Linked DNA regions of Mus musculus: region 1 is linked to region 2. Evidence: chromatin loops called from intact Hi-C (ENCODE). Cell type or tissue: gastrocnemius. All regions are shown on one strand. Each heading gives the region's core, and the rest is flanking DNA. Links, peaks and the distances in the headings are about the cores only.

Region 1 (12,930 bases), core at 2,411-10,410, 110 kb before region 2:
AGGATAAGTGGATATGGTAGCTACATACAAAGGACTTTGTGTAGTGGTTTTAACATGAATGGAATGTCCATGACAAGGGTTGCTTATCTGTGGGGAGAGTTAGACCGGGACTTTTGTGTGAAACAACTTTACAGAATTATGAGGAACTGAAATGAAATCAAACATGGAAGTTTTAAACAAAATTTTTGAGACAGTTATGTATCCAGGCTGGCCTCAGTAATCACTGTTGGGCAGGTAAGATGGCTTTGGCTATGTGCCTGCCAAGCCTGACAATCTGGAATTTGGTCTCTAGAACCCACAAGGTAGGAGAAAACTAGCTCCCACCATTTTCCTCAGACCTTTTCACATGTGCTGTGGCACAATCAAGATTGCTTTTTCCTTTGTCTTTAGTGTGCCTAGAGTCAGGGTGCTTTTATATACAAAATATGTTTCTCAGACTTCATATTCCAGTTTCTGTGAGCTGGGAAGCTTGTATATAGACTGTTTGCTTCTGTCCTTCCAGTGCCAGGAGTCAGAATGTCAAGGTGAGAACTGAAGCAGAGACCATAGAGGAGAGCTGCCGACTGTTTGTTTGCTTTTCATGGTTCTACAACCTGGGACTAATTCCCCAGTGAGCTGGGCCCTCCCACATCAATCATTAGTCGGGAAAACGTGCCACATATTACAGAGGCTGCCTTAGTTATTCTGTTGGTGTGAGAGACACCATGACCAAGGCACCTCTGATAAAGCATTTAGTTGAGAGCTTGCTCACAGTTTCAGAGGGTTACTTTGTTATCATGGCAGGCATGGTGCTTGCAAGTAGCTGAGGGCTTTACATTCTTACCAGAAGTCAGTGGACAGTAAAGCAACTTAGCCTGGGCTTTTGAAACCTCAAAGCGCACCATCTCCAACATGTCCTAACCCTTTCCAACAGCTGACCAACTGGAAACGAGGATTCAAATACATGAACCTATGAGGCCATTCTTATTTAAACCAACACAGAGGCATTTAGATTCTCTTCCCTGAGAAGTCTAGGTTTGTGAAATTGGCAAACCAACTAGGACAAACTGAACCAACACACTAGCATTTTGATCTATGATGCTACCACTGATTACAGAAGTAGGAAGGTGGATCTGTTCTGAAACACCCATGAGCCAAGTGATCAAACACTGATCAAAAGTCCTGTAAAGTTCAGTCTTAATTACATTTTTGTACCATGTCCAGAGAAACTTACAAAAGAAAGCATTTAATTGGGATCTTGCCTAACAGTTTCAGAAGGAAATGTCAATGACCATTGTGGGAGCTTGACAGCAGGCAGTCAGGCATGAAGCTGAATCAAGCTGAAAGCTTTCAGATTGAGACAATCATGAGAGAGACACAACCCAGAGGTAGAGAAAGCTGGGTGGGCTTTTGATTCCTCAAAGCCTAGTTCCAGTAACATACCTTCAACAAGCCCACACCTAATCCTCCCCATACTTTTACAAGCTGCAGCCCAAACATTGAAACAAATATATGAGCCTTTGAGAGCCATTCTTATCCAAATCACCACTATTCTTAAACAAACCTGCAGCTGAGTGGAAGTGTAAAGAGTTTAACTTGAATAAAGCCTGCTTTTCTGATTCCTGTTTGCTTTCTTTTTCTTCAAAACAGGGTTTCTGTATAGGCCTCAGTCCTGAAACTCATTCTGTACACCAGGCTGGCCTGGGACTCAGAGGCTCACCTTCTTCTTCCTACTGAGTGGTGGGATTAAAGGGGTGTGCCACCTCATCAGGCAATGTTTGCTTGCTTTTTATTTATTTTATGTATATGATACACTGTAGCTGTACAAATGGTTGTGAACCACTATGTGGTTCCTGGGAATTGAACTCAGGACCTCTGCTCACTCCGGGCCCACTTGCTGTGGCCCAAAGTACACTGTAGCTGTCTTCAGACACACCAGAAGAGGGCATCAGATCTCATTACAGATGGTTGTGAGCCACTGTGGTTGCTGGGATTTGAACTCGGGACCTTCGGAAGAGCAGTCAGTACTCTTAACAGCTGAGCCATCTCTCCAGCCTGCTTGCTTGCTTTTTAAATTATTTATTTATTCTTAAATTTGTGTACGTTGGTGTTCCTTCCTCTGGAAAAGGAAAGCAACCAGGGACCTTAACTCTCCAGCCCACATTTGTTTACTCTGTAAACTAGCTTGATGGTCCAGCAGCCAGTGCCTCTTTAATCCAGAAAAGTTTTCTGCTTCCTGCAAAGGCTGGTCATGGAAGATGAGTTTACCTGTTTGTGTGTGGTTCATGTGTACGCCTTTAGTGTTTGAAACAAGATCTCTTACTAAAGCTGTGGCATAACTAGAAACACCAGGGACCCCCTCCTGCCTCCACTACTGAGATTACAGCTGTGCCCCAACATGACTGGATACAAGGGATCTGAACTTTGGTCCTCGCCTTACTAGACAGCAGCACTCTTCCAGCTGATCCAGAAAACCCCAGTTTTGTTTTTAATGCCAGTTTGAAATGTATTATAAAAGATGGGGGCAGGAAGATCACAATTCTAGACCACCTGAGGTATATGAAATCCTGGGTTAAAAACAGCTTCAAAACAGCCAGAACTTAGTGCCAGCTGTCAATGTCATGCTGAAGTTCTCCAGGCACCCGTAGTCCAGTGTCCATATTGATCCAGCATCCTGATGCCTGGCAGTTTTTGTGTGATGTTTAATGAACTGGGACTGGAAAAGGAAGAGACAGCCAAGTTGGATCAAAGGTAGGAGTTTCATGGGCTCATTCATGAAAGAAAGGAGCCAGAGGGTCCTATTGGATAATTTCTCTAGCTAGCAGTGGAGTTTGGTTACTCATTGTTGGTATCATGTTCCCTGCACCATGGGCAAAGGCTACTTATTATTGTGGTATGTTGAGTCTAGGGGATCTTAGACAAATCTTTTCATTCTGTGTAGAAGGTGACTAAAATCAGAGCTGCCCTTTTGTCTCCATGTCTGGAAAGGAGGAAATTACTCTATTTTAGAATGTCTATACTTACATAGCTTACCTGCACTTAACTTCAGGCAGGGGATTTTGCAGCTGCAAGGAAAGACGGGGTTTGTGCCTGTGTTTATGTTTCAGTCTTAAATAATGGCTCAGCAGCCTCAAGTTGTTAAGCAGGTCCCTGGTAGTATTAGAAAAGGAACTGAACAGTTGTGTTGCTGTTTAAGACACAAGTGTATTCTTGGACTTGAGCTATTTAGATAAACTTACTGTTCACTATTCCATCACTCAAGGTCCCTGCTTCCTATGGGAAATGGCAAATCCCCTATAGTTCTATAGCCTCTTTGCCGGTTACTTGGGGCCTCTGAACTTTAACACCAGGTTGCAAACTCAGCTTCAATTAGAGCGAGTTTACCTGTCCTCAGACTCACAATCCTCAGTAGAGGATTGGCTATAACCCCCAAGTTCAGTAACAAAAACATTTCATAGACTGCAAGTGGGCTGAAGTACTGAGAAAACTGTCCCAGGAAACAGGCTCAATCAATTTTCTTCTGGTGCACCACCAGGTGGCGTTGGTGAAAAACATGTTAAGAATTTAGGTATACTTTTCTAAAAGACAGGATCTCAACAGGTTGGTGATTGCACATGCTTTTAATCCCAACATTTGGGAGGCAGTGCCCAGTAGATCTCCGAGTTCCAGGCCACTCTGGTCTTTAGAGCAAGTTCCAGGACAGCCAGTGCTAGGCAGAGAAACCCTATCTAAGAAGGGGGGGGGGGGGGGCGCGGAAGGACCTGTATAATTTCAGATGGGTTTATGTAGACCAGGCTGTCCTGGAACTCACAAAGATCTTCCTGCCTCTGCTCCCTGAGTGCTGGGATTAAAGGCTTGTGCTCCCATGCCCAGTAGGCATTCCCCCACCCACCCTTTAATGACAAAATGTTACTGGCTGGAGAATGACTTAATCTTGAGGACTGAGGTTTGGATCCTAGAACCCACATAATAAGGTCCACACAAACATTTAGCCTTGAGTTGACCATGCTGTCCCTGAAGGAACAGGGGGAAAGTGATAGAGATTACCCAAGGCCTTCTAGGCGTTCACACACACTCACAGATAAATATGTACAGGTAATCATTTAGAGAAAGTAAGAAAACACTTAAATTTCTTTCTTTTTTTTTTTAATTTGGTTTTTTGAGACAGGCTTTCTCTGTGTAGTCCTGTCTGTCCTGGAACTCACTCTGTAGACCAAGCTGGCCTTGAACTCAGAAATCTGCCTGCCTCTGCCTCCCAAGTGCTGGGATTAAAGGTGTGCACCACCACTGCCCGGCAACACTTAAATTTCTTAACACCCTCATTTTAGATAAACTCACTGAGTGGTCACTCTAATATTTTAGGGCAAAGATGAGTTAATCTGTTGCTTCACCCATAGTTTAGTAAGTAGCTACTTCAGCCCAAATGTAAATGTTAAAAATGGTTTCTTTTTAATTTTATTTTAGTGTGTGTGTGTTGCCTATATGCATATGTCTTGGATTCCCTGGAACTAGAATTAAAGTTGTGAGCTGCCATGTAAGTATTGAGAATAGAACCTGAGTCTCTTAAACCACTGAGCAAACTCCCCCCCAACCCCCCACCCCGGGCCCCCAGGATCTCACTTTAGCTTGCTATCTGAGTGTTGAGATTACAGCCTGAGTCACCACACTCAATTTACAATCTGTTCCTGTTTGTTTAGCCAGGATAATCCCAGAATTGAGAAGCAGAAGCAGGATGACCACACTAAACTTAGAGCCTCACCCGTGACCTCTTTCTTTTACATTTATTTTTACAATGTATGTGAATATTTTGTGTATAAGTGTTTTGTCTGTATGCTTATGTGCACTATGTGCATTCCTGGTGCTCTCAGAAGCTGGAAGAGGTTACTGAATCAGGATTGGTAGCTAGCAGCCCTGGGAACTGAACTCAGATCCTCTCTGAGAACAGCCAGTGCTTAACTGCTGAGCCATCTTCCAGTCCACTCATTTTTTCTTGGGACAGTCTCAATATATAGTGCCCACTGCCTTGGCACTTACAGCAGTCCTGTCTTAGCCTCCAGAGTGTTGGGTTTACATATGTATGTTACATGTCTAGCTCTTTTACTTTTTTCTGTAGTTAAATTATCAAGGATAGAAAGAAGCACATTGATGTCGTCCTCTGCATGTTCTTTCCCAGAAGTCTGCCAGACACATGCCCAGAAAAGTGCAATGTGAATAAGCCAGCAACCATTGACAGCAGCTTCATACTTGCCAGCATATATTTAATTTAAATTTATTTACTTATTGTTTGTCTTATTTAAATTTTTAAAATTGTAATTAATTTTAAATTAAAATTTAATTTAAAATTTAAATTATTACTTATTTATTTGTATTTTGTTTTGTTTTGTTGTTTTTTTCAAGATAGAGTTTCTCTGTGTAGCCCTGGCTGTCCTGGAACTCACTCTGTAGACTAGGCTGGCCTCGAACTCAGAAATCTTCCTGCCTCTGCCTCCCAAGTGCTGGAATGAAAGGCATGTGCCACCACTGCCCAGCTTTATTATTTATTTATTTATTTATTTATTGTGTGTGTGTGTGTGTGTGTGTGTGCATGTGTGTGTATCCCAGAGATTGAACTCAGGTTTTCAGGCAAGCCTGTATTTACATGGGAATCTGATATACTCTTCTGGTCTCTGCGGAAGTCCTCACTCAACATATACATTCCCCTCCTTCCCAGACAGACATATAATAGACACATAATTAAACACAAAAATAAAAATCTTAAAAAAATAACTTGAAGCACAACATTGTGATTGCGGATTGTATTTAAAAAGCTGAACCAGATATATTTTAGTCTATATCAGGGTTTCCAGGGCACGGTGATACCTGTCTTTTGTTTTGTTTTAAATGTAGCCCAGGGAGGACTAAAACTCACTATATGTAGGTAGGAATAATCTTGAGTTCCTGATCCTCCTGGTTCTGCCTGTCAAATGCTAGGGTTGCAGGCATGGTCTGCCAAAGCTTGCCAGTACCTTGCCACCTTTTAAAAAATATATATTATTTTTAAACATTTATTTTGTGTCTATGTGTGGGCAGTTTTTATTGTTGTTGGTTTTTGTTTGTTTGTTGTTTGGTTTGGTTTGTTTTTTTTTAGAGGGTTTCTCTGTATAGCCCTGGCTCTGTGTCCATCTGTCTTACTCATCAGACTCAGAGGCATGGTGCCTGCTTTGGAGGGGAAGGAAAGATTGTACTCTGAAATAGTTGTAGGCCTGGCTAATGTGTATCCACAGGGATTGCGGTATATATGTGGGACTGGGTCCTGGGGACTGGACACAGGGAATGGAATTTTAAATGGGAAAAGGGAGAGTTTACTTACAACATTTTTTTCATGGTACAGAAATTGGTGCCCTGGCTAGTCCAGAAGATGGCGCTAATACACTGTATGGTTGTGTCTTACAAGTATTGCTTCTGTGACCTGAGGAAAACACTGGAAGCTCTGCTGTAGCAAATAGTTAAAGAAGGAAGTGGCTATGCCAAAATGCATATATTAGGGCTGTGCTTACTGAACAGATACTGGGGAGATTGAAGAAGGAGGACTATGAGTTGAAACCTGGCTTCAAAATAAAAGTGTGAAAAGAAGGAGGAGGAGAAGGAGGAAGAGGAGAAAGAGGAAGAGATGAAGGAAATGGAGAGAACAAGGAAAGGAGGGGAAAAGGAGGAAGACAAGTGTTTATAGGAAGATCTTGAAGATGCCATGTAAAACAAGTAAGTATACCCAGTAACAATGAGAAGTTGCTAAGTTAAATTTATTATAATGCATTTGACTTACTACTAAAACAAATAAATGAGCATTCTTCTTAATAAAACTGTATTATAAAAAAGAAAGGAAAAGGAAGACAGAAAGAAGAGAGTAGAGAGGGAAATGGTATTAATAAAATGGAATGGTGGAGTGTGTGACTGGCATATGAAAGGCTCCTGGGTTTGATCTCAAGAACCTCATATTTTGGTCAGAAAACCCACATCCCCCATGTTAAATGGCAGACCTAGAGGATATTCTATTCACACACATGCACTGGCAGAGAGAGAGAGAGAGAGAGAGAGAGAGAGAGAGAGAGAGAGAGACCCAGAGAAGGGAGCCAATGTAAAAAGTAAGAGTGGTAGGAGATAGTATCAGAGATCACAGTACTGGGCATGTCACTACCAGAGGCCTTCCAGAGCAGTACTGAGCAGTGTGGGGGCAGCATCAGATAACAGTCAGAAGCAGATGGACATGGAAGTCAGGGTTGGAACAGTCAGATCAGCTTGTAGTAGCTCATAAGGCCAAAAGTTCTCTCTCCTGAGGTAGATTTGTTGTTTTTAGACAGGATCTCGTTTTTGTTTTTGTTTTTTGTTTTTGTTTTTGTTTTTGTTTTTTAGCTCTATGCTCCTCCTCATCTTTTCCTATACGTCAAACTAAACTCATGCCAGCCAAACTCAGGGCCTCTTGGTTCATGTCATTATTCAGCCAGTGTTATCAACCATATTTCAAAAATCTACCCCTCTGCTCAGACGAGTTATTACCAGTGTATTTGACCTGAAGTACAGGACCATTGCTAGTGTAGAATACTAACATTTCCCTTGCTTGTCTCTCTGCCTCACCCTTGACTTTTATTCCATACTGAAGCCAAAGAGTCTTGTACAAGAACTAAGACTCAGATTAAAACATGACATCATCTAATGACTCTATTTAATGTCCTCTCTTCATTTCCCATCACACTTTGATTGAAAACCAAGCCTCTTCTTCTACTGCTCTCAAGACCCTAATGACCTTGACTTCCTTCTCTGTTTTTTTTTTTTTTTTTTTTAAATCACTTTCTCTCTGGCTTGAAGTTCTATGCATAGACACATAGGATCTCTCCCTCTCCCTCTCTCTGCCTCCCCTCTCCTTCCTTCTCTCCCTCCCTCCCTTCCTCCTTCCCTTCTTCTCTGTTGACCCATCCAGCAGGTCCAGTTATTCGAGGGTCTCGAGGGGACCTCCTCCTAATAACCAAATGGGGGGGTAGAGAGAGACGAGGGCCTTGTGCGAATAACGACACAGAAACCGTTCTGGAATGCATCAAAGCCCCCAATGTATTAGCCAGGCCCAAGGTTTAAAAGCACAAGAAAAAAGGGGAAGTGCCTTTCAGCAGGAGGAATGGGGCAGAGGAAATGCACCTCAGCAGGAGGGATGGGGCAGCAGAAATTTTTCTTTTGGCGACTACAAGGGGAAGCAGGAACTTGGTGGTATCAGGGTACATCTTGAGGTCAGGACATCTGGCGCTGACTTTCTCGGAGCGGTGCATCTGGTGGCCCGCTTTTGACCCCCTTTTCTTCTCGGGGGGAGAGGCCCAATTCAGAGATCAGGACAATAGCGTTGCCTTAATAGCTCCCAACACTCTGTCTCTCCCTCTGTCTCTCACTCATTAAAAAAATTCAACCTTTGGCTGGAGAGATAGCTCAGTGGTTAAGAGCACTGACTGCTCTTCCACATGGTGACTTACAACCATCTGAAATGGGGTCCGATGCCCCCTTCTGGTATGTCTGAAGACAGCTACAGTGTATTCACATACATTAAATACATACATACATACATACATACATACATAATTTAGAAAAAAACCCTCGACCTTAATTCAATACACTCCTGAATTGTTCTTACTCAGATATTCATGAAGCTTGTTCTATGTCAAAGAGGAAGGGTTAAAAAAGAGAATTGTAAAGTGAATAAGTAAAAAAATAATAATTTAAAAAGAGAGAATTAGGGCTGGTGAGATGGCTCAGTGGGTAAGAGTACCCGACTGCTCTTCCAAAGGTCCAGTGTTCAAGTCCCAGCAACCACATGGTGGCTCACAACCATCCGTAACAAGATCTGACGCCCTCTTCTGGTGTGTCTGAAGACAGCTACAGTGTACTTACATATAATAAATAAATAAATCTTTAAAAAAAAGAGAGAGAATTAAATATTTTTCTTCCTTTTGGTTTGATCAACTTGGAGTGAGTGGGTCTATTCACTGGTATGTGAGTATTGGGGGGAGGGGAAAGGAACTAGAGAATTCTGTCACTAGCCGACATTTGTAGGGTACTTGATACCATTTAACTTATTGCCAAAAAAGAAATTATCCCTAGATAGTGTATAATAACTTACTATAACTTTTTTTTTTTTTTGAAACAGGGTTTCTCTGTATAGCCCTGGCTGTCTTGGAACTCACTCTGTAGACCAGGCTGGCCTCGAACTCAGAAATCTGACTGCCTCTGCCTCCCGAGTGCTGGGATTAAAGGCATGCGCCACCACGCCTGGCAACATTTTTTTTTTTTTAAAGACAGGATTTCACTATGCAGCTCTATCTGGCCAAGAACTCACAAAGGTCCTGAAAGACTCAGAGAGGAACCCCTCACTCAGGCCTCGGGACAATGGCGGACACTCAAGAACTCAAGAGAGACCAAGTTGATGCAAACTACATGAGGCTTTATTCGGGGAAAGCCAGAGCTCTGGGGACGACTCATATCCCATGCAGGGGTAGAGGAGTCGACCTCGAGGGGAAAGGGGTCCAAGTCTTTATAGGCCCTCATGGAGGGAAGGAGAAGGGGGGAGTAGGGGATTTCCAGATTTAAACAATGTCTGTCTATTCTAAAATGATTGATTCCTCAAGAAATGGGTATGGGAGGGAAACTAGGAAGGAGTCTAATGAAGGTGCAGCAATTCCGGATTGGCCCCGACTGTGGTTGCTGGGGAGATTTTCCGACTCTTTCCCAGCAACCAATATAGCAACCAATATCACAAACACCTGGCAATGTGGTGCAGCAGTGGGCACACACCTGGTCAGAACATTGGCAGACACACAGGTTCGAGGAGCGGCCAGAGCATTGTGCACCTCTATTTTTCTAAATCAGTGAAGCTAGTTCTACTAACAATGAAATCTATTTTGCCAATTTCAGGGCTTCTGTGACCTTTTACATTCTGTCAGGATCTTCCAGTCCACCTGCCTCTGCCTCATGAATTCTGGGATCAAAGGCATGCACCACCATGCCTGACTTAACACAGCTATTATTAGTTAAATTTCTGTGTATCAGGGATCTGGCTGTACTCAGGCTATGTTTTCAGAGGCAGCTAAAACTCAGTCAGGAGGGATGAGCTGCTTCCTTACTTGGACATTAATTAGGTGGATGAGATTCCTTGCAAATTGTTCTACTAAGTCATCATTTTCTCATGGCCTGGTAGCTAAAGGCTTGCCTCAGTTTCTTACTACACAAGCCTCTCCTAGGAGCAGTTCACAGCACTGCAGGGGCAGAGGGTGGGGTGGGGATGAGATTAGCAACAGAAGGAGGGGAAGTAGGAAGTGGTATCAGTTTGCAAGCTGGAGACCTAGGAAAACCACTGGTAGAGTTTCCTTCTACGTAAAGAAAGGCCTGAGGACCAGGAAGCACATGGCAGTAGACAAGATTGATCAAAATGTCTATCTTAGCTCAAGCAGAGTAAATTTAAACTTTGTTCTGGCTGTGTTCTTCTTGGGTAGGGTGACGCCCACTACGTTGGTGAATGCACTTTCCTTCACTTAATCCATACAGACAAATGCTAATCTTTTCTGGAAACATCTTCACATATGCAGACAGATGCACAATTTTTATCAGCTATCTGGGTATCTTATAGCCCAGTTAAATTCATATATTAAAAAAAAATCACCATCGAAGGCAAGTGGTAGTGGTGAATGTCTTTGACCCCAGCATTCAGGAAGAAGGAACAGGTGGATTTCTGATTTGAGGCCAGCCTGGTCTACAGAGTGAGTTCCAGGACAGCCAAGGCTATACAGGGAAACCCTGTCTCAAAAACAAATAAACAAACAAACATTTACCATCCACTGTCACTTTTGTTATAGTCCATGTGTTGAGAGGAAGTCATTAGGTTCTAGCTCACACTCAAGGGGAGGTATCACAGATCTAAACCAAGAATCAGAGATCATTGGAAACTGTCGGGAGTTGCCTACCACAGGAAGGTGGACCATCCAAAAACACTCTATAGGCTGAGCGTGGTGGCGCACGCCTTTAATCCCAGCACTCCGGAGGCAGAGGCAGGCGGATTTCTGAGTTCGAGGCCAGCCTGGTCTACAGAGTGAGTTCCAGGACAGCCAGGGCTATACAGAGAAACCCTGCCTCAAAAACACCAAAAAAAAAAAAAACCCAACCAAGCAAACAAACAAAAAAAAAACACTCTATATGTCTTAATTCACTTAATCTTTTTTCTTTCTTTTCCATTTAATGATTTGTTTCTCTCATTTTTAAGTTATGCATACGAGTGCAATGCCTGTGGAGGTCAAAGATATAGAATCCTCTAGAGCTGGAGTTGAGGCAGTTGTGAGCACTTGCTATGGAACTATGGTCTTCTGGAAGAGCAGTAAGTGCTTTTAACTGCCAAACCATCTCTCCAGCCCCAACTTGTAGGAATCTGATTGAGGCTTGGTCATCTTATCTTAAACTGTGCTAATATTGTTTCCATTTACAGTGTCAACATCTAAAGTGACTGTCTGAGGCCCATCAGCTTTCAACCCAGGCTGCCCACTTCCAGCATTTGTGTCTTTTTCTTTTTAGTTCTGGGGATTGAAAGCAGAATCTTGAGTATACTAGGCAAATACCTAACTGCATCCCAATAATGCTATTACTTTTAGATAGGATCTGTCTTGCTCTGTAGCTCAGGCCAGCCTTGAACTTGCCATCCTCCTGCCTCAGACTCCTGAGTGCTGGGGCATCTGGGATATATCATCACATCTGGCTCAGCATCTGCATTCTCAGAGAGTTGGCTGGAATGTGAAGTAGAGGCCAGAGGTAGGATTGTGTGGAGAGTAGTGGGTTGGCAAAGAGAACTGGAGGAAGAAATTCCCTAGTGCTGAAAGGAGAATCTCAGCTAACCCTTAGGTAATTCCTCTCTCACTTGCAAATCCCCAGTGCCAGCAGTAGTTACTTGTTCCTTCCTTATTTCCTTTACTTCTTTAAAGATTAAGACAGATGTGGTGGTGCACACCAGCACTTGGGAGAATGAGGCAGGAGGATCTTTCAACTTCCACTCTCCCCTCAAAAAACGACTCAGATATTTAACTCACTGTCACACAGGTGCTGGGAGAATACTATTCCTGGGACTATATTTCTAGCTCACTGGCTATAAAGATGAAATATAACTTGAGATTTTTGAATGACTTACTCAAATCATTCACTTAACTGTCATTTATTAAAATTGAACTCTCCCCATTAAATGTACTACTGTGTAGTGTTATGATATTAGAACATAAGCAGTTTGTAAATTGCTCACACAGCTTTTACCAGGCTCATGACTTTGGCTTTCTCTATTATCTACATAGCAATCAAAGCATCTCCTTCATTTAGCATATGAAGTTGAAAATAATTTCACAATATTTCCAGTTGAGCTGCTTTTCATATTGCTGTTGCTGTTTCTGTAACCAAGTTTTGTTGCATATCTTAATGAATCTGTGCCGTGTTCTTCCATTCGGTTCACTAAGTCACTGTGTCTTAATTTTAGAGAAATTGAGTTAAATGCTATTCTACAAAATATGCAATAACCAGTTTCTCCAAATGAACCATACTTCAAAGTTTAACTACTTTTTCTTCATTTTGAAAATTTATAACAAGCCAAAGCTTGATAGCTCATTTTAGCTAAGCAGAATGGGCAAAATTCAGGAATTTATTGGTAGGAAGTCTGACCCAGAACCCAGAGAGGACATTATAGGAGAAAAACAAAATCACCTATGTTATCTAATTTATAATTTAGAGTTATAGAATAAAATTGGAAGGCAACTTTGTTTCTTGTTTTTTCTTTTTTTTTTTTTTAGATTTATTTATTTATTTTGTATATGAGTACACCATTGCTCTCTTCAGACACACCAGAAGAGGGCATCCGATTCTATTACAAATGGTTGTGTGCCACCGTGTGGTTGCTGGGAATTGAACTCAGGA
Region 2 (12,930 bases), core at 2,632-10,631:
TCAGTGAGCTATCTCTGAGCTCACTGTAATACACAGACCTATCTAAAAAGTAAAATGCCTGCATGAGGATTCTCACATTATCTTCCCTAAATCCGCTTGCATAGCCTGGTGTCTCTATAGTATTTTATGTCATAGAGTAAACACTGTTTCCTTTCTAACCTAGTAATTGTTCTGTGTTCCTCCCTCTCAACCCCCACCCGTTTTCCTGTAGGTACTACTAAAAATTTTAGACCAATACAGACAGAAAGAGTATATAGCCCCCCGTGTTCTTCAGCAAGCTTTCAACTATCTAAACCAAGGGGTTGTCCATGCTGTGACTTGGAAGCAGATGAAGCCACATATACAGGTTAGTGTTGGTGGTGGCTCTCTAAACCTTTGTTGGTTGTTAGTTTTTCTAGATCAGGTAGGTATTGTTTAGTCTTTTTTTTTTTAAAGATTTATTTATTATTATACATAAGTACACTGTAGCTGTCAGTGTACTTGTGAGCCACTATGTACTTGCCGGGATTTGAACCCGGGACCTTCAGAAGAACGGTTAGTGCTCTTACCCACTGAGCCACCTCACCAGCGGTATTGTTTAGTCTTATGTTTTATATTTCATCTTTGTTTCCAGTAGCAATAATTTCTTACAAGTACAGCCTTACATTATAAAGGGCTTGCAAAGTTGGAGCATTTGAGGTTTGTGAGTTGGGAGGCTTGGCATAGGTTCCTTCAGTCATTTATTTAGCCTTAGTTTCTGTTCTGTTAGGCACATCATAATGCTTCCTTGACCCTTGTCTGAAAACATTTTGAAATCTGCCAGTAGGGCTTTACAAAGGGAGTGGTATTTTGCAGAAGATGATGTCTGATAAATGATTTTTCTCTTGTGGCTATGTTTCAAAAGGCCAGCCTATCTTCCTTCTTAACTTCCTTCCTTTCTTGGATTCAATTCTTTAGCAGAGGTTGAAGTCTTGTTTTGTTAAAAACAGCTTTATTATTTTTATTTTATTTTTAATTTTTATTAAATTTTAAAAACTTTTATTAATGTCTAACCCTGTTTTTATTAACAATTATTTTCTAGAAAAAATAGAATTTAACATCATTATTTGTAATAATTGAAGAAACCAAAATGGTAAATGATGGATCAATAGTATATTCATTTTATTTGCAAATAAATAATTGGGTAATTTGAAGACATCAAAAAGTGAATCTCTACTTCCAATAAACTCTGAGTTCTTGGTGTAAATTTTTTTTTCTTTTGAGACAAGGTCTCTCTGTGTAGCCCTGGCTGTCCTGGAATTCACTATATAAACTAGGCTGGCTTTGAACTCACAGAGATACACCTGCCTCTGCCTCCTGAGTGCTGGGATTAATTCATGTACCACCATGCCATGCTTAGAGTTCTTTTTGTCTTTTGAGACAGTAGCCCAGAGTGATATTAAACTTCCTATGAAGTGGCGGATGGCCTTGGAACTCACTTTGTAGACCAGGCTGGTCTCAACTCAGAAATTCGCCTGCCTCTGCCTCCCAAGTGCCGGGATTAAAGGCGTGCGCCACTACTGCCCAGTGATCTTGGACTTCTGTTCCTGGGCTGCTTAGGAACCTTCCCTGAAACACAGCTGTGGAGTAGAGTACTAGTGTTTTGGAAATGGAAGCAGAAAACACACAATGCTGTTGATGTGTTGATACTTAAGACTAATGTGGACACATGAAACATTTTCACAATGAGAAATGTCACAGTAAATGTGACCCTGGTGGCATTTTCCTTCCACTAGAAATCATGGAGTGTTTGCTGTTGGTTTGTTAGTAAAGTTCTGCTGTTCTTGTCCTTATTTCAAGGAGCATCGTTTAACTGGTCTTTTCTGCTTCTAGCCTCCAGTTTCCAAGTGTTCAGTCTTTCTGAGTCTTCAGCTGTTGGGCCCTATGTCTGTGAATGCAGGCTGAGAAGGATTTCTGTAGCTGGAAAACTAATGTTATGAGTCTTGTTGGACTAGCCAGTACCCAATTGTCTTGTTTGTTTCTTGTCGTAGAATATCTCTGAAGATGTGATTTTTTCTGTGATGTGTTATAAAGACGAGGATGAAGAGCTGTGGCAAGAAGATCCGTATGAATACATAAGGATGAAATTTGGTAATTGAGACAAGTTTTCCCTCAGCATGTCCTGCATATGTAAATACAACTAAACTTATATTTCGAAGCAGTTCTGCTCTTCTTGATGAGCTATGAAATTCTGAAAAGTTGATGTCATTTTGCGCCAAGGAGCTTGGTGCCTCTGGGTGAGGGAGATGAAAGTAGCTTTATTCATCTCTTTCATCAGAGCTAAGGTCTTTGCAGAGTGGTTGGCTACACAGGCTGTGAGTCTGAAATGGTGAGACCACCTTCTCCTCTGTGTTACCACATTGCACGCATATTCTGGGAGAATTTTGGTTCCTGCACATTTGGGAAGCAACTCAGCTTGGTGCATCCCCACCCTCCCACTCCTTTGAACTTCATATTCCATCAGGGAATAGGATTTCCCTCATTGGCCTCACTGTATGTGACCCAGTTCCTTTGGGAATCTATTGGGCTTGGATCTTTCTAGAAGCTGTTGTGCTGAGTAGGTTGCTGGTGACAACTCCCCCTTTGTCTGGGTAAAACCCGGTTGCAGATGTTATTGTGTATCGGAGATATGCGAGAGAGTGACAATGTTACCATATTCATTTGCTTTGTTTTCTGTTCTTTTTTTCTGTTCTCATTTCTAATTTCTCCTGGTCTTAATTGGCACTAGTCTGCCTTCAGTAATGTTGAAATGAAGATTGCCAGATTTGAACTGAGATAGATGTATTGAAGGTACTGTAAGAAAATTGTTTCCCTTCTTGAGTTAGATGTCTTAGGTTCCAAAGTTCAGCATAGAGTCCTGACTGGGCCTAGATCGTGGGCTCCAGAGTTACAGAGCTTAGCATGCTCTGATTCCAGGAGGAACGAGGGAAGGAGGAACATTGACCTTTCTCCATTGTTCTTTCTCCATCGTGCCTTGAAAAGTTCTGTGCAGGACTTGCTTTCCTTTCTTCCTGTGTCTGCACCTTTCCTTGTTGGCTTCGACAGAAGAATGAAGACATTCTTCCTCATTCTTCCTTTTTTTTTTTGAATGGGATTTCACTCAGTATGTAGTAGGATGGTCTCAAACTCCTGGCAGCCTTCCTGACTCAGCTTTCTGAGTGCTGCATTTATAGGTATTTGCTATCCTACCTGGCAAGGTATGCTGGGGATTGAATTTAAGCCTTTATGCAGCATGCATGCTAGGTAAGTCGTCTACACTGAGGTAACCTCCAACCCTAAGGCATTCTTTAGTTAAAAAGTTAACATTTTTTATTTTATTTTTAAAAGATGTGTGTCTGTGTGTGTGTGTGTGTGTGTGTGTGTGTGCGCGCGCACACGCGCACCATGTATGTGTGGGTACCCAAGGGGAATCCAGAAGAGTGTTCGATTCCTTAGAACTGCAGTTAGAGTTAGGTGATGGTGAGCTGCCTGATGTGGGTGCTGGGGAACTGAACTTGGGTCTTCTAGAAGAGCAGAACATGCTCTTAGCCACTGAGCCATCTCTCCACCCTCATCCTAACCGTTCAGACACCCTCCAGCTCCATCTTTAGTCCTTTTTTCTTTTGACGTTGTGAGTAAGACTCTTTTGTCTTTCTCAGACTTGCCTTGAACTTGCAGAAATCTAGCTACAGTCTCCTCACCACTGGGATTATATGTGTGTACCACTGTGCCCAACTTCTTAACCTAGCACCTGTTTGATTTTTGTAATGTATAGTGTATTTACTTAACTTAGATAGGCCTAACATTATTTAATTTATTATTTATTTTGGTAAAATGGTATCTCTTTTTAAAGATAACAACTAATAGCTTTGGCATCTTTACACTATGATACAATAGTAAAAATAAAACCCTCTCATGCTTGTTCTCAGCCTTTCTGCTGTCATGGGTATTTACAAATTTCACCGCCTGGGGCACTCACTGCTTCTCCAGAGGATTTAGATTCCCAGCACCCACATGGCAGCTTACAACTGTCTGTAACTCCAGTTCCAGGGATTTGAAACCTTCTTGTGGCCTATACCCCTTTACATGAATGGGGTATACAAACATGCATGAGGGCATGTTGTGAAACTGGAAGTGTTTATGGTGTTAAGTAGTATGTAAGCGCTTCAGCATTTGATACATCATCCATTGAGTGCTGTTAAGTGCCTGGTACTCCTTAGAACTCATCCTTGCTGTTTCTTCTGCTTGAAGTTTTTGTCTTTAGAGTCCCATGGATGACTTTCTCCCCTCACTTACTGGTCACTTCATTCTTGTCACTTAACAGAGAATGGGCCAGGAGGGTTTTCTCTGTGTTAATCACTGTTTCCTAACCCTTTCACATCTGTGCTCTCAGCCTGCCTGCTGTAGTACATTTGGGTCGTCTCTGTCTCTGCCTTGTAAGCTTCCATATTTGATCTTTGCGTCCCTAGAGCCTAGAGCCTGGCACATAGGGTACTCTGAGTAAGTTTTTGTTGTATTTTAATATAGAAGTGAAGCACTTTTCCTGTGTTCAGGGAAATAGAATCCTGGGATATACTGGTTTTCTTTTGTCTTTCTCTTGAAAAGTAGCACAAGGTAACTAAACATGCTAACTCATAAATTATGTACGAAAGTCTTGGGACTTTAGTCTGTAAACCACTGGCCAGGTTTAAAATCTGTATAATAAAGAGTTGTGTTTTTACCAAGATTTATTCTGACATTTTAGATATTTTCGAAGATTATGCTTCTCCTACCACAGCGGCCCAGACCCTCTTGTATACAGCTGCAAAGAAAAGAAAAGAGGTATACAGTTGTTCTTTGTAGTTTAAAACTGAAAAGTAGTTCATATTGATTTGATATCCTAATATGTCCTAATACTTGAAAATATATATCATTATTACTTATAACCTGTCACTTTAAATAGTTTTTGTGGTTGTTCAAGTAAAAGGTTGAAGCATCCTTGATACCTTCTTCTTGAGCTTATAGTTGATGAGAAAAATGCAATAAACTAGTTTTAATTTTGACAATTAAATTTGAAAATGCTCATACTTAGCTCGGTAGTGACAAGATGGAGATTCACACAGATTGAAATGGATTCTTCGCTTTCTTTAGGTGTTGCCAAAAATGATGGCGTTCTGTTATCAGATACTAACAGACCCGAACTTTGACCCTAGGAAGAAAGATGGAGCCCTGCATGTGATTGGTTCCCTGGCTGAGATTTTGTTGAAGGTTAAGACTATCAGTTTCTTTTTTTCATGTGGTGGAGGGTATTTGTGTAGTGTATGTGTGATAGTGTGTGTATGTTCATGTATATATACATGTGTTTGGAGTCAGGTGTTTTCCTTTATGGCTCCCCATTTTATTTATTTTTTTATTTCGCTTACTTTATATGTATGGGTATTTGTCTGCATGTGTGTCTGAATACCATATGCATGCCTGGTGCCTCAGGAAGCCAGAAAAAGGTGTCAGATTCCCTGAAGCTGAAGTTACAGAAGGTTATGAGATGCAATGTGGGTACTGGGACTTGAACCTACGTCCTCTGGAAGAGCAGCGGGAGCTCTTAACTGCTGAGTTATCTCTTTAGCTGGTATTTAATTATTTTTAGACAGGTATCTCATTGGCTTGGAACTTACCAGTTACAAGACTGACTGGCCATTGAGGTTTGGGGACCTATCTGATGCTCTACTACCCACATGCTTAGGTTTGATGTACAATTGCTCCTGGCCCATTTGGAAATCTCAGTTCAGGTCTTCACATTGTGTAGCAGATAGCCATTTTCTCAGTTTGTTTCAACTGAGCCATTTTTTCCAGCTTCGATTATCAAAATTTAAGTTAATAAAGCTGTGAAGCTCAAGCCAATAAAAGAATGAAAATTATTGGTGACTAATTCTAGTCACCTTCCTATAAATATCCTTTCTTTTGTTGTCTATTTTTAAAAATATATTTCTTAATCTTTGGTATTTAAACTTTTTTTTTATGTTTTATTTACTTACTTTTAAGTGTGTGTGTATGTCCCTTTTTGTGTGTGTGTCCTACAACACAGGTATGGAGGTCAGAGCATGTGGGAGTTGGGAGTCAGTTCTCTCCTGTCTCCATGTGGGTACTAGGGATCAAATCGGGTGATCAGGTTTGATGGCAGGCATCTTCATTTGCTGAGCCATCTCACCAACTCTGTCACCTGCTTTCTTAACAAAAAGAAAATTTACTTTTGCAAGTTTGTCATCGTGAAACTGTAGCTCTGTAAGAAAGATCTGAAATGATTTTAGTATAATTTGTTCTTTCTACAAACATCAGTTAATATAAGATTGATCTAAGATGCGATTTCTGACTTGTTTTAAAGATGCAGAGTATATATCAAACAATTTTACAAGTCATCATAAGCATACTTTTCAGAAATTATGATATAGTCATTGGCACACTAAAATTGAATTTCTGTTCCTAACAGAAGAGTTTATTCAAGGACCAAATTGAGCTGTTCCTGCAGAATCATGTATTTCCATTATTAATGTCTAACCTGGGATATCTTCGAGCTAGAGTAAGTTTTCCTTATATCTGTAATGAATCTTAAGATCTCTACCTGTAGGGTAGTTTTTAAGTGAATGTGATGATTTGGTGAAAGGCTTTTCATGTGGAACACTGTCACAGAGTGCTGTCATGCCAGTGACTGCCCCTTGACACTCACAGAGCGGTCATCTTGGTGGCTGCCCCTGACACAGTGATGCCATCCAGTGGCTGCCCCTGACACAATGATGCCATCCAGTGGCTGTTCCGACGCAGCCTCAGAGCACTGCCACCCCAGTTAGTACCCCTTCTTTCCTTGCAGTCCTGCTGGGTGCTGCATGCATTTAGTTCTTTGAAGTTTCACAATGAGCTCAACCTCAGAAATGCAGTAGAATTAGCCAAGAAGAGCCTGATTGAAGACGAGGAGATGCCTGTCAAGGTGGAAGCTGCCCTTGCACTGCAGTCGCTGATCTCCAACCAGGCACAAGGTGATGCCACATGTATCTTTTCTTTTTAAATAAATAGCCTTAAATAATCTCACTCACTTCCTTCTTTAAAGAAGCAGATTTCTAAGCCTGAGGATCCTGAGTTTAGATTCCTTGCTCCACTTCTGAATTTTATAGGTATTTATTCTGCCCATTTTAGTTCTGTGGATTGTGGTTTCCAGAAAAATTTAGTCAGAAACACTAATTGCTGGGTAGTAGAGTAAGCTGGGCAGTAAGGTACCTGGACCAGCTTTGTTGCTCTCTGACTGACCATGTGAAAGTGGGCAGGGCATCCAGCTTCTCTCTGCAGCTTAAAGGCTGGCAAGGTTCTAAACCTGTCAGGCCTTCATTTCCTCCTGTCTCAGTTTAAGAAGTTAGATTGGATAGCACCAAGATTCAACTCTAGGGTTCCATGGTGCTACTAGTCCAGAAAGTAGCAGGTAATATTTCCAGTGTGCAGTGACACAGTTTGTTGGGTTGTTCACAAAGATGTTCTATTCAAGATCCAAATAACCTTTGCAAGTAAGTTTAGCTTTATGAGAGCATGTGCTATGTCCTGTTTTAGCAGGAAGATTGGATGAGGTGTAAAGATCTTCTGAGGAGGGTAGGTAAAGATTGGGCAGGACAGTGATGGTTCTCTTCAGTGTGGACCATAGTCTCTGTGGGCAAGGGTTTTTACACTTGTCATCTGGATCCACAGTCAGGCTCATGACACAGCATTTGTGCAATTAGAGTTTCTCATAGGGTGTAGAACTGTTGGCCTTTGAGTTGGGATAATTATTCCTTAGGCAGAACATCACAGCCTGATGCTGTATGACTCCAGAAGGTTATTTAATATGGCTTTGTAGCTTGCTCACCACAGCACAGCAACATCTAGAGCCTTATCTTGGAGTTACCATGTCTGAGTGATGAGCTCTTGCTGATTTCATCTATCTGACTGCATTAGCCAAGGAGCACATGAAACCGTACGTGAGATTCATCATGCAGGAGCTGCTGCATATCGTCAGAGAGACGGAGAATGACGATGTTACCAATGTCATCCAGAAGCTCATATGTGAGTACAGTCAGGACGTGGCCTCCATCGCTGTCGACACAACCCAGCACTTGGTAAGTGATGGCTGGCTTCTGCTGGAGAGATGTGATTACTTACAGAAACCTGCTATGTACAGAATGGCTGACTCAAGGGTGCCACATTACTGAAAAGCTCATTCCAACATGGGTGACCGACCATGAAAGCTTCATCTCTGGAGCTCCCTGCATAATATTGAAGCAATTCACTCTCCCCCTGCACTTGTTGTCTTTATAATTTGGAGAGGAGCCTTGTGAATCTTATGAACTTGCTGAATTCCCTTCTAAGAGCCTTGTAATTTTTGTTTACTTCTGAAGTCTTATAAGTGTTCCTCTTCCTTTCACTCCCTTCAGGAAGAAATAGCCACATAGCAGCAGTAAGAATGAGCTAAGTGTACATTAGTTTGGTAAAGAGCCCTTAATGAGGGCGGGAGATAATAGTACAGTGGTTAAGAGCTCTTGCTACTCTTCCAGAGGATTAGGGTTCAATTCCTAGAACCTACTTGGCAGCTCACAGCTGTCTGTAATTCCAGTTCCAGGGGCTCTGGTACCTTCTGACCCCCATGAGCATCAGCCATGTGTGGGGTGCACAGACATATTTGGAGGCAAAACATATACACATTAAAAAAAAAAAAAGCTCCCAGGAGTTTAAACAACCAACAACCTCCCCTCCCAATAGATTAAACTCCAGAATTTGGAGTTGAGTTTTATTTGTAAACAAAATATTAATATGACAGTATTTGATCATTCAGATATTCCTAAGGCTGGACTGATTAGCCTTAAATTAACCCCATTCAGGATAGTTCCTTTGATCTGTAATATCCTGAAATGCCATAATGACACTCTTTTTTTTTTTTTTTTTTTTTCGAGGCAGGGTTTCTCTGTATAGCCCTGGCTGTCCTGGAACTCACTTTGTAGACCAGGCTGGCCTCGAACTCAGAAATCCACCTGCCTCTGCCTCCCTAGTGCTAGGACTAAAGGCGTGCGCCACCACGCCTGGCCATAATGACACTCTTAACATGAGCACTTGGAATTGGAATCTCATTTTCCTTCTATACATAGGGCGTGTGCGTGCGTGTGTGTGTGTGTGTGTGTGTGTGTGTGTGTGCGTGCGTGCGTGCGTGTGTGTGTGTGTGTGTGTGTGTGTGTGTGTGTGTATGAGAGAGAGAGAGAGAGAGAGAGAGAGAGGGGAGAGAGAGAGAACACGAACAACTCTGTGGGGTTAGTTTTCTTCTTCCAAACTTATGTGTGTTCTGGGGATTGAACTCCTGTTGCCAAACTTATGTGGCAAGTGCTTTTACCACAGAGCCATCTTGCCAGCCCAGGAGAATAGTTTATTGATGTTGTTGCCTCTTCGGTATTTTCTTTTCTTTTCTTTTTTTTTTTAAATGTTTCCCACCTTCTTTTGTACTTCCTGATGTAGATATCAGACTGGAACTGAATCCTGTCCGTATACCCTTTCTTCTATTTTTGTCTGTGTCTAGGTTTTTGTTTTTGTTTTTTATAATTTTCTGAGTGATCTTTGCTTTCATTTTTTAAATATTCTGTCACATTTTTCTTTTTAGAAACACTTGTTTTCAGTGTTTCTAGATTTCAGTTTTATTTGCCTAAAGATAACTAACAGTTAAATAAATATTAGCTATTGGTTAAGTTACTTAATAAGTGTTTCATGTGTGTGACTACAATGGATACAAAAGGGTAGTTATACTTAAAGCATGCCAGCATCCTTCATTGCAAGAAAAAAGGTGATTCGATCAACAAAGTGCAGAACTTAGTGTCTGAGAAATGGTAGCATTTGGGTGTGCAGTGCCTGCTCCTTTGGCATGGTAGCAAATATAATGTATATATAATGTATATAATATTATTACATGTATGTATGTATGTAATGTTCACAGGCTGAGATATTTGGTAAAGTTCTTCAGAGTGATGAGTATGAAGAAATTGAAGACAAAACTGTCATGGCCATGGGGATTTTACACACCATCGACACTATCTTAACAGTTGTGGAAGATCATCCAGAGGTGGGTGGGCACCTTGTGTTTTATTAGAATGGTTATATTAACTGAAATTTATGTGAGCAATGGTTATGAGTTCTTATCTTTTTAATTTATTATTTGTATGTGTGTGTACATGCCACATTTACGTATTTGTGTGTGTATATCAAACGTGTGTGCATATACGTATGGGCTTCCTCAGAAGAGGACATCAGATCTCCTGGAACTAGAGTTATAGGCAGTTGTGGGCTGCCTAACATGGGTGCTGGGATATGAACCCAGGTCCTCTGAAAAAGCTGCAAGCACTCTTAACCACTGAACTATTTCTCCAGCACTATGAGCAGTGATCCTACCTGCTGACCCGTCTCACCATCCCAGTCTTGGTATTAAAGATTTATTTTTCATTATATTGGTAAGTTTTAAAAATTGTCCTAGCTTCAGCGTTTATGCAGGAAGACTACAAGTCTATGACCAGCCTGGGCTAGGTAGTGAAAGCCTTTTTCTAAACACACAAGCAAATAAGTTGCTTTCAAATTTTAAAGTAATGTATTAAGATAGTTGAGCTAGGAAATTGCACATTTATTGAAAGTCAACAGTATTAGCCTTTGCACTAATCTGAGTTCAGATCATCATATCTACTGTGTGCCAGGCTAGGTTTCTGTGAATTGCTGTTTGAATAGAACAAGGGTCTTGACTTCTAGGACCCACAGTCTAATCTTAGTGGAGAAGGATGGAGCTTTCAGTTACAGTGGCCAGTATTAGTAAAGGAACATAGTTGTAAGAGGTGCAGTAAGACTGGAGAGGAGTAAGCAAAAACTTGAAGACATCCAACTCTCAGAGGAACACTAAGGTAAAATAGAATTAATTTTTTGAGACAAGGTCTTCAGCCACTCAGGTTGGCCCCAGACTTGCTCTGTAACCAAGGCTGGCTTTGATGAGGTGATCCTCCTGGCCTTCCTCTTACTAAGAGGTAAGGCCAGGAGTAAACTCTGGCCAGTAGTCACTGCTGAGGCCCAGGGACAAGAGTTTAGATGCTGTATTCAGTACTTAGCTGGTTCAAGGATGTTAATAGGTAGGAGAGTCTCTTTGCAAAGGCAGAAGTGAGGGTCAGGAGGCTGAAGGCTATTGTACCTGGTCACAAATGGTCAGGCTAGATTTGCATTGGGCCATTCTTGTCATATGTCAGCTTTCCCGATGAAAACCCAGAGTTCTCCTTCCCAACTGGAACATGGCCTTTCCTTAAAGAAAATTAGCCATGTGTTCATTGTGTCTGTGAGCACAGACTGCTATGTTTAGAAGTGACAGATTTGCTCAGTTAAGTGAGGGTTTGGGAAGCAGGTGCCAGTTACACTGCTGTTAGCCATGTGACTGCAGATTCATCCTGTGTTTGTCAGGCACCCAGGGGGCTTGCTGAAGTAGTGCAGTGTTACTCTGCCGGGCCTTCCTGTACCTAAGACCTTTAAGTGAATCTTTAATTTTCATATTCAATATTTTATTTTTGTGTTTTCATGTTGAAACTCTGGTCTTCAGTAACCAGTGAGTTAGACCAAAGTGACTTAGAGTAGCTATACTTAAGCAAATACTACTTTCACCTTTATTTTTAATTTCACAATACCTTAGAAATCATTGAATCCAGTTTTCCCAAGTATGGGTATTGTGAAGAGAGAAAATTGCATAATTTTGAAAATGAAAGCATTTTTGAATTTGATATTAATTCTTTTTTAAACTTCATGTAGTTTGAACCTTCTGGGTATTGTGAAGAGAGAAAACTGCATAATTTTGAAAATGAAAGCATCTTGCAATTTTGAATTTGATATTAATTTTTTAAAAACTTCATGTAGTGTTCAACTTTCAAAGTTACCATACTTAGCAAAGGAGGCATGAGTTAAGGTTGAGGCATACTCAGCAAATCACATCTGGCTTCATACCTACAGATGAAAATGTAAAGCCTTCTGCATAATTAGAAGCAAATTAGAAGCAAAACCAGCAGTAATTTGCTGGTCACCTGTTCTTTTCATAGATTAAAAAATAATTTTAAAAAGTATTTCTTTTTTGAGATTATCATATAAGCACACCATTTCTCTCTTCCTTCTCCCTGCAAATCCTCCCACTCCTTTTTGCCCTTTTTCAAATTCGTGGCCTTTTTTCATTAGTTGTTACATACATATATGTATATTTTAGTTATAGGTACATGTTCATGTTCATGTTCATGTTCGTGTGTGTGTGTGTGTGTATGTGTGTATGCATGCTCTTGGAAGGTGCATTATACTCAGGAGCTGTAGTTACTACAGAAGTTGTGCACTGCCCAGCATCTGTGTTGTTGAAGTTTTTAATCCCGACGCAGGGTTTATACATCATCACCTTTGAACATTCAGTTTCTGGATAAAAGACACATACAAAACCTTTATATTTACAATAAGCCTTAAACAGCACAAGATCTGGACAGATATCTATCCTCCATGCTATTAGAATCTACTTTACTATCAATAACCCCAAGTTATTACTTACAGTGTTTCATCTGGGCTGCTCTTAACTCCAATTGGCCAGCCCTTAGGGCCATGTTCTATTGACTCCTAACCCATGGCATCTTCCTCCTCCTCCTTCACCTTCTTCTCCCTGTCATGGTCTGTCCAACCTCCCAAAGCCCAGGAATCCTAAACCACATCTATGTCTCTTCTGCCCAGCTATTGGTTGTTGGCATCTTTATTTACCAGTCAGGAATAACTTGAGGTCACATAGCATCACTTGGTTCTGTGTGTGTATGGACTCCAGGTCTTTCCCCCAACACCCCTTCCCCATACTTACAGTACATAGCAAGACCAAACCTCAACACATCTGTCCTGTGAACCGAATTGGGCTCTCATCTA

The links. Peaks named below come from ENCODE experiments on the same cell type or tissue, not always from the same donor. Only the 100,000 strongest peaks of a DNase experiment are listed, where the experiment ranks them.
Region 1: a loop joins it to region 2, with 3 times the contacts of the local background. A loop is called at or near these places in 3 of 42 quality-filtered maps.

What each region holds. Positions count from the first base shown.
Region 1 is chr6:148,907,608-148,920,537 of GRCm38, reverse strand. No RefSeq gene overlaps it. Among named protein-coding and RNA genes, the nearest start is that of Caprin2, 18 kb to the right of the region's middle. In gastrocnemius, for the core only: CTCF peaks have their summits at 3,510 (motif pointing right) and 6,368 (motif pointing right); a DNase peak (open chromatin) is centred at 6,382.
Region 2 is chr6:148,793,801-148,806,730 of GRCm38, reverse strand. It overlaps Ipo8 (importin 8), which reads left to right. Exons shown (of 25, transcript NM_001081113.1): 9 at 212-346; 10 at 2,010-2,109; 11 at 4,742-4,818; 12 at 5,128-5,244; 13 at 6,461-6,550; 14 at 6,839-7,004; 15 at 7,948-8,108; 16 at 9,965-10,090. Among named protein-coding and RNA genes, the nearest start is that of Ipo8, 31 kb to the left of the region's middle. In gastrocnemius, for the core only: a CTCF peak has its summit at 6,777 (motif pointing left); no DNase peak of the experiment used is centred there.